Linked DNA regions of Homo sapiens: region 2 is linked to region 1. Evidence: chromatin contacts called from ENCODE Hi-C data. All regions are on one chromosome and are shown on one strand. Each heading gives the region's core, a stretch centred on a gene start or an enhancer-like site at or near the end of the contact. The rest is flanking DNA. Distances are from core to core; before and after follow the strand shown. Region 1 has its middle 110 kb from the start of PLEKHG1. Region 2 overlaps PLEKHG1 (pleckstrin homology and RhoGEF domain containing G1).

Region 1 (6,448 bases), core at 1-2,500:
GCTGGATACACACGTATTTCTTAGGCTTCCTAAACTCCTGAAATAGAGCAATGCAGGAACACCTGCTGAGAACGTGGGGAGGGGGCAGGGGGCTGCAACCTTCCACATCCAGGAAGAAACCAGGCTGAGGTCTCTGTTCTGGAGCCATTAGTGACATGACCTCAACTAAACATGTGAAGGACTTTTTCAAACATCACTTATGTCCCCTGACCAAATGTGTCTTGGGGTCTTCAAAGGTTCAGGAGAAGCCTAGGTTAGAGCTCAAGTATTCACATTTGCCCAGGGCTAGCACAGGGTCCATATTATTTCTATTAAGGAGATAGTTTAAGCTCGCTTGGCAAACTGGGTTAATGACTAACTGGGTTAAGTGACTCAGATAAAATCCCCACATCCTGACTTGTGGTTAGACATTTGACTACCTTTATCTCAAAGAGTTTGAATCTTTTTTTTTCTCGTTGAAGGTTTTGTAAAATAAGGTGCGGATATTGCACTATTTTACCCATCTTGGGGATAGTGAAAGAGTCGTGGAGCTACTGTAAGTGGTACATTGAATGAGCTGAATTCAGCATGATGTCAGCCAAAACCTCTGGACCCCAGTGAACTCACTCTGGACCAGTTGCTCTGCCTGCCTCTGGACTGAAACCTGGCCACACCACCTGGGGAGGGGAAGGGAGGAAGGAACTCTGAGCTGCCATATAGTCTCGATGGAGCCTCAGCTGACCCCAGAGAGTTTTGAAGTTGGGATGACCCTTCAGAGATGTCCCCATTTGGCAAGGGGCCCAGGCCTTTGTTCTCCCACATCTGTTGGCCAATGGCTGCTGGCCTCCCCAGGAAGGCAGCATGGCCTCTGGGAGCTGATAGCTGAGGGCTGTCTGCAGGCGGCAGTCCTAGCGGCAGGGCACCAACCCTTCATCCTGCCTCAGGACATCCCAGTGTCCATACAGGGAACTGGAGAAAAAGGGCACAATCCTTAGCTGGTACAGGTGTAACCTGCCATCGGAGACTTCTGGCAGATGTGCAAGTGCAAGCTCGTCTTCAGTGAGGAGCTTTTGGGGTTTCCCAAAAGATCCCTCCAAGGACCTCTGACTGCAGTTCCTTGCACAGACAGTGCTTCTCCGGCCAGCTGCCGTGGCCCCACACAGGCCTGGGATTTTTGTGTGCACTCCTCTGTGGGATCCCTCCCCTCCCAGGTGCTCCTTTAGCATAGGAGCTCCTTAAAGATGACTCATGGCTAGACAATGTCCCCACAGTTCATGTCCTGCTCCTTGGAAAAAGGTACCTTTGTCTCACTCTCGGTGACCAACTATGCTGGTTTTTCCAGGACCGTCCTGGTTTTAGCACAGAAAGTCTCACTTCCCAGGAAACCTTTCAGTCCTGGCAAACCAGGGTGGTGGGTCGCCCTAGAACATATGGACCTGAAACAGCCACACCTCTGCACTTCAGCTGCGGTGTCACACAGGAGGCTTTTCAGGTGTGAATTAAATAGCATTTCTTATGCCCATCAAACTCCAGCGACTTATGGAAAGCCTTCCAAATGGCCAGTGAAGCCCCTCCTCAAGGCTTGCGTGGTAGGGGAAGTGCACAGGCTATGACCCTTGAAGTCAGGGGAAAACAGAACATGAGGGCTGATGCTCCAAAGCAAGCCTGCCTCTCCCAGAATCCTCAGTGTCTCCTGACACCTTATTTAGCCTGGAAGTGGGTCATGGGCTACGGTTTACAAAACCTATCTCAAAACCCGCTGGTCCAGCTGCTGGGGGTGGAGTGAGGTGAACTCTCTGGGTATAAAGTCCCAGGAGAACTTGTGCTCAGTGGGAAATGGTTCCTAGAGGGGCTGTTAACCATCTTCAGAGGGAGGCTGGACAGGAATCTGCTTCTCAGCATCAGCATTCATGGCACCCTTTTTTCCTTCAAATTCTTTAGCTTTAGGCCAGAAGCTTTAGAGAGTTATGTATATAAAAATCACCCAAGGATTCTATTAAAAATGTAGCTTATCTGTTCTTAAACTTGAAAAGATGCTAACCTCACTTATAATAAAAGAAGCACAAATTAAAACTATAGCAAGACAATATTTCTAACCTGTCAAATCAGCAAAACATCTGATATTTTCTGTTGGTAATGCTATGGTGGAAATCAACACTCTTATGCATGGTTGGCTTTGTCCCTGAGGAGAGGCATCTGGCAATACCCAACACAATTATAGGTGCGTTTACCCTCTGATCCAGAAACCCACATCTGATCATCTATACTAGAGATACACCTGTACGTATAATAAATGACACATGCAGACAATCATTTCTTTTTTTTTTTTTTTTTTTTGAGACGGAGTCACGCTCTGTCACCCAGGCTGGAGTGCAGTGGCGTGATCTTGGCTCACTGCAAGCTCCGCCTCCCAGGTTCACACCATTCTCCTGCCTCAGCCTCCCAAATAGCTGGGACTACAGGCACATGCCACCACACCCAGCTAATTTTTTTTAAAATATTTTTAGTAGAGACGGGGTTTCACCATGTTAGCCAGGATGGTCTCGATCTCCTGATCTCGTGATTCACCCGTCTCGGCCTCCCAAAGTGCTGGGATTACAGGCGTGAGCCACTGCGCCCGGCTGCAATCATTTCTTGTCTCATTGTTTGTAATAGCAAAGGAATAGGAAATAACCCAAGTGTAAAGCAGTAAGATATACGTAATTAAACCATTATAGATCCACACAAAAGAATTTTGTGTAGTATAAAAAAGGCAATGGGAATATTTACCTATATACTACTAACATGAAGAGATCTTTAGGAAATAGTGTTAAATGAAAAAAATTAAATAGCAGGTTGTGTATATATATATATATATATATATATATATATATATATATATATACATAGATACTTTTGCAACAAACAAGGAAAAATATATATTAATATTTATGTGAATTTGCATGAAAAACAAAAAATAATGAGCAATGTAGGGGATAAGGGAGAAGAGGGTGACTGGGGACAGGACCTTAAGGATGCTGTCTAAATGCTTTGCTGTATATATACTTTACACATGGATTTTCAGACCATGTAAACTATGAGCTACTCAATAAAACAGTTTAGAACTATGTAGATGTCCAAATCCCCTTTCTTGAATTCTAATTTACCGATTCCAGGGCAAGGCTCAGAATTCCGTACTTTTGTAGAGCTTTGGAAGAAAACGAACCAAGGAATACACGCTGAAAAAGTCTCTCGAGGTGCTCTTTCTCCTACATTATTTTATTGACATTTTCACCAGAGCATTCCTTTTGGCTGAATTAATAACTATTTTATGACACACTGGGCTCTAGGAAAAGCGACTGGAGAGGGGACCAAATGGAGGTGATCGGGAGGACCATAGTGGCATCAGCGGATGCATGCAGCAGTGTAGAGTCAAGTCAGAGGCCTTTCTGGAAAGTGGTCATGTGGCCAGGTTGGTCATCCCAGTGGTAGACCGTCCACAGGGATGTGTGCTACCATCTCTCCTTAGAGTCCGAGAAAGTTTCCTGGGAGTGTCTGCATTCTCAATGTTATGGAAGCAGCAGATCTGAGGCAAATTAGCAAAAAAGCAAGTGTTGACTGCTGGGATGGTGTTGGGGATTGAATTGTGTCTCCTGAAAAGATATCTTCAAGTCCTAACCTTTGGTACCTGTGTATGTGACCTTTTGTGGAAATAGGGTCTTTGCTGATGCAATCAAATTGAAATGAGATCACACTGGATTACGGTAGGCCCTAAGTCCAATGACCAGTGTCTGAGAAGTGGGAAATTTGAACAGTACAGAGCCACACGGACACACAGGACAGAAGGCCGTGGGACGACAGAGCAGTGATTGGAGTGACGCACTTGCCAACCAAGGAATGCCAAGGACTGCTAGCAACCCCCAGAAGCTAGGAAAAGGCAGGGAAGACCCCTCCTTAGGGCCTTCAGAGGGGACATGGCCCTGCTGACACCTTGATTTCAGACTTCTAGATTCCAGAACTGTGAGAGAATAAATTTCTCTTGTTTTAAGCCACCTAGTATGTGGTAACTTGTTATGGCAACCCTGGGAAACTAATACAGGTAGTGAGAGAAAAAAGTAAAGACACAAGTAACTCCAGGCCTGAGAAGCTGGAGAATGGTGTGGTTGAGACACCACGGGTGGGATGGGGTGTTTGGAGGGGTCAGGGAGGATGGGAAACTCGGTTTTAACTCTTCAAATTTTAGGCACAAGTGGAAGTGTCAGGGAAGATGTGTCAGAGCTGGCGGAATCGCTGAGTTGATACTCATGACGTTACAAAGGGCATCAGCGTAGATTTGATGCATCAACATCTATCACGCCTGTAATCCCAGCATTTTGGGAGGCCAAGGCAGGAGGATTGCTTGAGTCCAGGAGTTTGAAACCAGTTTGAGAAATGTAGTGAGACCCCTGCCTCTACAAAAAATAAAGAATTAGCCGGGCATGATGACCTGCACCTGTGATCCCAGCTACTCAGGAGGCTGAGGTAGGAGGATAAATTGAGCTTGGAATCTGAGGCTGCAATGAGTTATGATTGCACCATGACACTCTAACCTGAGTCACAGAGCAAAACTTAGTCTCAAAAACAAAACATAACAAAATCTATTAACCAAGTGCTCACTAAAGCCTTCTAGTTTCACATTGCTGAGTCTCTCAAAATGCTAAGCGGTAGAGGAATAAAATCCGCGACGCCCCCCAGAGAAATTTATGTAATATAATTGCGAGCTGGGGCCTGCACATGTGAAGAACAATCTTGAAAGGAAACAATACATTGCAAATGGATGCAAGTTTAAAATTTTAGAAGAACAGATTGTACTGGTAAGTGTTTAACCACTGGCTTTCTAAAAAGAAAGCCCTGATTTGTATTGCTTAATGATTTCTGAAGTGTAAATATTCCCCCACAGCCAATTCCAAGCCCCCAGCGTGATGCCACTGAACACAGAGTAGGAAGATATGCCACCAGCTGGCTCCTGCGAGTCAGTCTGAGCCAGTACAAGCTGGCTCCAGCATCCCACCAAGGGTGAGGGCTGGGGAAATTAGGGGTTCAAGAAGAAACTGAATCTCAGCAGGTTCTAAAAAGGGGGCAGATTGGGAGGAAGGAGAAGCGCCTTCCATAGCAAAACAGCCTGAGTGAGAAGCAGGAGAAGAAACAGAGAAAGGTCATGGACCCAGATGGAGCGGAGTTGGCATTGCAGCTCAGACACCTGTGAGCCAGGTGAGCTGAGCTTCAGTTTGCTCCTCTGTAAAGTGAGCACCTGTCATGCAGGATTATATGACAGAGGCATGCTACTCGGTACACAGTACTCAGAAATGTTAAGTTGCCCGCAGCAGTGAGCTGAATAATTTTGTTGCAGTGTTGGTGTAGGGCTGTAGTGGTAGGTAAGCTCCAAACACACACACACACCTGTTTATATGTGTACATATACACGAACATACACACATGTACTAATATATGTATATGTACATATGCACACACGTAGAATCCTCTACTTAAGACAAAGCTACATGGTCGGGCGTAGGGAGGTGTGTTATTCTCCTTGAACGCAGGTGAGAAGGCTTCTGCAGCATGACATCATCTCTGTTGAGTTATTCAAGGACATCTGAGGGATGAGAGGTCCTGAGATACTTGGGAGAGAAACATCCTGTGACAGCCTTTGAGGCTATAATCAACCGCAGCAGGACCGGAAAAAGCGCTCACATGGACGGGTTCCTTCCAGACTTATTGACAAAAGGGATTTTAGGTCAGTGTTTTTCCTTCAGGAAACAACAAGGAAACAGGACTCCTTCTGCTTTCTGTCAAGGAGGTGAGCAACCATTTCAGAAACTGGAGCAAATTCCTGACGTTGAACAAAAGAGTGTCCCTGGGGATATGACTCAGTGAGGCAGGGGCATCTTGAATGTGTCCTTTTATGACAGTTGAGTCGCTGGGTAGAAGGAGCTACTCTGTGTTATGGTTGTTTCTCCTTTAGCAACTTAATTCCAAATTAAATTATTTGGCTACAAACTCAACTGTGCACCTTGGCTCAGTCAGAATGGCTCTGGACCTCTCACTGCTTGAAATCATCCCTAGATACACAATGATAATAATCTTATGTTTGTAATCATATATATGTATATTCTCCTTGTGAGTTCAAGGAATTTAAAGCAGCTTCTTACCTTTGCATGGCTAGGTATGTTGAAATTTGTAATGATTGGTTGTCCCTGAGATGGTGCCAGCATTGCTACCAGCCAAGAATGATCTGTGTCAAGAACAAATGGGAAAATCAGTGCACAGCCAAGCCATTGAGGCTGTTCCCAGTAAACATGAGGCAAAATAGTACCTAAGACATGGAGGGTTGATCAGGAAAAGCAGGCAAGTGCAACAGGATTTTGAAAGACACATAGACTTTTGGGGAAAAGAGTAGACCAGGCAAGTGGCATGATCTGAACAGGTAGAGGGCAAAGGGCTCAACCTC
Region 2 (5,884 bases), core at 3,061-5,560, 200 kb before region 1:
CTGACGAGTATGACTTAACAACATCTACTTAGTCATTTCACAGCTATTTACGACACAAAATCCTCCTCCATTCAAGGAGGGCCCATCTTGTTACAAGAAAATATCAGCAACCAGAAATACAGCTCATGAGAGAAACTCTGGAGTCAGACCTCTGTGAAACAATAATAATGTCCATTTGGGTGTGCATGGCTTTTTTGTTTGTTGTTTGTTTTTCTTTTGACTTTTTTGGTGTGCATATTTGTTAGGCACTGCTGCAAGCAACTGACATACATGGTCTCATCCAGTCCTCAGGAGAATTCCATTGTTCCCGTTTGAAAGATGGGTAATTCGAGGCTTAGGCAAGCTACACAAGTCCAAGATCACACAAATGTTAAGTAGAAGAGCCAGGATTTTAGTGTTCTTAACCACTGCCCTATACTTTAAATTTTCAAGGAAAGTAGAATCAGCTCTTTTCTCTATAAGGAAGAAACACCCAATACAGCCTAGGATCCTAGTTTGTAGAACAGAGATATATTTCTAGTGAATTCCTAATATTTTCTAAACCCTTATCTTAAATTAAAACCAAATTAAGCAGCTCACTACCTAAAAATCAAAGGACAACGTGCTAGACTTGGAGCTTTTAAGTTTTTCAAAATTACCAAATATGAAAAATTGTATTTGCAAAAACATCAAACAGAACTCAAGTTCTAGAAGCACAAACCATTGAGCAAAGAAAATGGAAATCAGAGTAGGTTTAAGTAGGACAAATATTGTTCTTTGGAATAGAAACTTGTTGCTGAATCTCACCATGGAGCAAAAGACTTACAAACTTTTGAAAAAACAGGGTTCACATGGAAACAGAAACATAACAGGAACTATGATATCAAGACTGACAGATGCCATGTGTCTTCCTAATTCTTTTAAAAGCCATTCTTGGCTATTAAAATGTCAATGTAGGAATAATAAAATACCATTGATTCTAGTTTTCCAGGGGGAATGTTTATGCAGAGGTTTTAAAACTTTAGATGTATAAAAATTTACTAGCACAGAAGGCAGATATGTTGATAACTCCAGCTACTAAGAACTACAGCTCCAGTTACTAGGAATTGACTAGAAAACACTTAAAAAGATGGTAATCACACAGTCATGAGGACTACTTAATAATATAAATCATTATAGCTAACATTTTTTGAGTACTTACTATGTGCCAGGCACTATTTTATTTTTTATTTTTATTTTTTTTTTTTTTGAGACAGAGTCTCACTGTTGCCCAGGCTGGAGTACAATGGTACCATCTCAGCTCACTGCAACCTTTGCCTCCCAGGTTCAAGCAATTCTCCCGCCTCATCCTCCCAAGTAGCTGGGATTACAGGCGCCCACCCCCACACTGGGCTAATTTTTGTATTTTTAGTAGAGACGGGGTTTCACCATGTTGACAAGGCTGGTCTCCAACTCCGGATCTCAGGTGATCCAGCCACCTCGGCCTCCCAAAGTGCTGGGATTATAGCTGTGAGCCGCCGTGCCCAGCCAGGCACTATTTGAAACATTTTCTCTTTAAATTAATTCATTGAAAGCTCACAACAATTCTAAAAGGCAGATATTACTATCATCCCTACTTGAGAAAAATGAGGCACTGAGAGATGAAATAATTTTCAAATTCACACAACTAGTAAGGAGTGAAACTGGCATTTGAACCTAGACAGTCTAAGTCTGGGACTGGAACTCTTACTCTGTATGCTATAATAATTTCCGGTAGCAGAGTCCTGCATGCCAGGACAGGGACAGTCCCCACCTAACAACTAATGGCAGACATAAAACAGAAAATTCTGCCATGTTCATTGGCAAAGGTTCTTATAAACTAGATCCATGCTGCCTGTCTTTGAATGGATCACAGTCAAGGATTCAAAGCCTCCCATGTAAACTCCCAGAAGCATATACAAAGATGAAGATGAGGGAAGCAATAACTATACACAAAGCCTGTACCGACTTGGCTGGGAATGACTTCTAAACTATCACGCGACACAGCTTCCATTCTCTTGAAGCGCTGTTTGCATCTTTTGCCATTTTGCTCTGCCTCTCGAGGTAGTCATGAGGTCCCTGCCTCCTGACCTGGGCCACTCATGACTGTGCATTCCTCTCATAGCCTTGTGCAAAGATTTATGTATGATTTATGCATGATTGGTGCATGATTTATGAACATAACAACATGGGCCATATATGCTTTCCCAAGGGCTGGGTATCGAGCTGGCTCTGGAAGGAGGTGATGGGTGAGGATGTGCTTAGAGCGGGTGAGAAAGCAGCCAAGTGTTGGAGAACAGAGCCAGGCCAGGAGAGACGAAACACATGGGGGAGTGGTTAGCCTGAACCACGGAGCTGTGCTCCAGTGTGACCAAAGAGAGGGTGGTTACTGATGCAGGACCTCAGAGTCTATCCCAGGGAATTCAGAGATTATTCCAAGGGCAATTTGAATCACTGGCTGATCATTCAAAGGGTAGAAGGAAGCTGCTGTGGATTTTGTTTGCTGACACAAGAGCTTCCAAGTCCCAGAGTTAGAATGATCAGAGAGAGAAGCCAAAAGTTGAGAAGCGACTTCCAGGAAGCAGAGAGACACCAAATAAGTCACACATAGGTTTTTTGTTTGTTTGTTTGTTAATTTTTTGAGACAGAGTCCTGCTCTGTCACCCAGGCTGGAGTGCAGTGGCGTGATCTTGGCTCACTGCAACCTCCGCCTCCCAGGTTCAAGTGATTCTCCTGTCTCAGCCTCCCGAGTAGCTGGGACTACAGGTGTGCACCACCACACCCGGCTAATTTTTGTATTTTTAGTAGAGATGGTGTTTCACTACGTTGGCCAGGCTGGTTTCGAACTCCTGACCTCAAGTGATCCAACCGCAGGAACAGTTCCCTGAGGTCTACATATTAAATCCAAGCTCCTTATCTTGACATTTAAGGCCTTCTATGTTCTGACCTGGAACTTCAGCCATATGGACATCTCAACATTCCCCCAAATGTCATTTGCTTTCATTCCTCTGTGCCTTTGCTTATGCTAACGCCTGCCCTTGGATGGCCTTTCTACTGTTTTCTACACAGAGAAATCACCAATGCACTCGCTCTGACAGTGTAACTAATTAATTTCAGTTTGACTTAGTAGAAACTTCATGAGTTAAAAGAGACTGAAAGTGTGACAAAAGCAAGTACTTACTTTCTCTTGGCCTAAATTTCAGAGTTGAAAGTATCCTCAATGGTTTGGAAGGCTCCATTCAAATTCTGCTTACTCTATACTCTCCCTTAAAATTAGCATTTTTTTCCCTCTGATATTCATTTAGTAATTATTTAATTCTGCCTATTCATATTATACTTGCAGCATTTCTTTAAATTTGTCTTCTCTAGATCACATATGCTTTTTTTGAGGTCAAGGACAAGCCTTAGGAAAAATTCTTTTCTTTCCAGCATGCCATTAGTTTTCCACATAGCAGCTGCTCAGTGAATATTTATTGAATCATCAGCCCATGATCATATTATTCTAATTAAAATAAGAGGCTTTTATCAAATGATAATTACATAGTTAATTATGAAGAAATCTGGGAAAAGAGTTGTATTGTTGATCTGAAGTAAACTAAGAGTACAAGAGTCTATTAAATTCCATCAGAAAAGAGTGACAGATACAGTAAATTATTTTAAAGCATTATAGTCATTGCCATTATTTATAAAATGGGTTAATTTTGAGTTTACAAACATAAAATACTTTCAGTACATAAACACAACAAACATTAAGTTGTGATGTGCAATTTCTCTGTCTTTATTTTACTCATGCCTGAAGTTGCTAGGCCTTATATGGGGTGAGGTTAAAAATTCCTCACCCCATATAAAAAGTGACTTCAGTTGGGATTGACAGATGCCTAACCAGGCTTCCTCAAACTGCTCCCAGGCCTAACAAAGGAAATGGGCCATGTCCCAGCGGGACAGGAACCTGGATCCACCCCTGGTCTCTTGTTCCTTCAAGCCTAGGCTGGAAGTGAATGAGGAAACACAGTTTGGGTAGAACTTACAGTGGTTCAGTCATATTCTCTCCAATGGCTCCCCAAAACTTTTCCCAAGTCCTCAGTAAATATTTGGTGATTAACTGATTTTATCATCTGACATTTCTCCTAACATCATTGTTGAAAAAGAAAGTTGGCTGAGATTTACAATGACCCCTTCTCACAAGGTGGGTGGTTGGACTTGGGAAGGAATGAGAACCATTCTATTGATAGAAGAAGAGGCTCTTCCCCAGCTGACATAATGACGGAAATGGTGGTTTAGAAAAAATCTTAAAAATTGCTCAGAGATGATTATAGGCTGTCATTAAGAAATGAGGAAGGAAGGGCTTTCTTTTCGACTACAGGGTGTACAGCTCTACAGACAGAAATTATTATTTTATATTTAGGCCAATGGTAGTCTGTAGGCCTTTGAAATGTAAAAAGCAATAATAACTTAAGTATCTGGTTTGGCTTACAAAGCATCAAGACAGATTACACAGGCCATATATAAAAACCAGGCTCTGTCCTTTATAACATTATTTCACTCATCCCTGAAGTATAACTGAAAATAAATACCTTCCTAAGAGTCTCTTCACACTTAAGTTGTATTTAAATAACTTAAATATAAAAATACCAGTAGATTGAAAAATACTTAAAGGATTTCATGACCAGGTTGGAAGTTCAAGTGTATTAAAAGGAGAGAGAATGAAATAAAAGGGAATTAGAACAGACCATCTCATTAGTCATAAAAAGAAATGAACTTCTGATATGGATAGGTCTTGAAAATACTATACCAAGTGAAATAAGTCAAACAGAAAAGGATAAATATTAGTATTTCAGGTTTCTGAAGTCACTGCTATATTCACTGTGTGCCAACTCTGTGTAGGACAACCGCCATGGTGGATTTAGAGAGTATCAGGCCATGGAGATCTAACTGGGTTCATCATCCAGATGAGGGAGGACTATGGGGAAAGTGAACAATGCATGCGCTGGGTTGCGGAAGAGCAACACAGCCCACATTCCAGTGTTCACAGGAGGCAGGGATCTGTGAGCTGAAGCAGCTTTCCAAAAGCAGGAGAACAGAATTCCTGAAATCACACAGGCACGAAAATAACCGTGATTTCACTCAACAAACCAAATAACTTGTTTGCAACATAAAACGTGCAAATGTTTGTTCCTGATTAGATCTTTGAGAGAGTGAGTGGGGAAATCATCTCCAGTAAAGACATCCTATGATAATTTTCACTCCTAATCCAGAGTTTCATTTTGCACCCTTCCTCTCACATCCTCCACACCTTTTGGAATAGCTGAAGCCCAGGAAGGGCATGTCTTAGTGTGCTGAATGGCAGGCTACTCATACACAAATATATGCATGCTTACTTTATTTGGACAGAAGCACTAGAGAAGTATAGTTACATTTGATATTTGGAGGTGAAAACTATGAACCACTGAAATAAACCTCTATGTTCCGTTTCCTCACTCTAGTGAGGTATGAAAAGCCTTCTTGAAGTAGTAGCAGCTTCTGTTTCGGTTGACTGCTGTCAGTTCCTGAGCCCAGCACCGAGAAACAGTAACGATGTTGGTGGGGCCAAGATGTGGTGCAGTGTATGCTGCTTGGGTGATGGGCGCACCAGGATCCCACACATCTCCACTAAAGAACTTACTCATGTAACCAAATACCACCTGTACCCCCAATTACTTATGGAAAAATAAAATTTAAAAAAATCCAAAATAAAATAAATAACAGTTATGAGTTTAAAGAACCTGTCTCAAGTCACACTGTTGAGCAGCCAGGAGACTCCCATCACCCTCAGTAATAAACACCATCAAAAGGTCACTAAAGGCAGGAACTAGCCATTGTCAGATTTCCTGAGTTCACTTCTGACATG

What was found. Hi-C counts contacts between places; a loop is a spot of excess contacts on that map. Pooled maps may share reads with other maps.
Region 2: a loop to region 1 is called in a pooled map, with 5 times the contacts of the local background. The contact joins two enhancer-like sites. A Hi-C loop is called at or near these places in 1 of 168 maps with a recorded cell type or tissue (endothelial cell of umbilical vein), 5 of 37 single-sample maps with no recorded cell type and 6 of 50 pooled maps.

The regions. Positions count from the first base shown.
Region 1 is chr6:150,485,538-150,491,985 of GRCh38, reverse strand. No RefSeq gene overlaps it. Among named protein-coding and RNA genes, the nearest start is that of PLEKHG1, 110 kb to the left of the region's middle. Within about 2 kb of position 1,250, at least 4 of the 41 ENCODE cell types and tissues checked have a DNase peak (open chromatin) inside an H3K27ac peak, as active enhancers do.
Region 2 is chr6:150,690,042-150,695,925 of GRCh38, reverse strand. The region is part of intron 2 of PLEKHG1 (pleckstrin homology and RhoGEF domain containing G1); the gene reads right to left. Among named protein-coding and RNA genes, the nearest start is that of PLEKHG1, 93 kb to the right of the region's middle. RefSeq lists a silencer at 5,445-5,544. Within about 2 kb of position 4,310, at least 3 of the 41 ENCODE cell types and tissues checked have a DNase peak (open chromatin) inside an H3K27ac peak, as active enhancers do.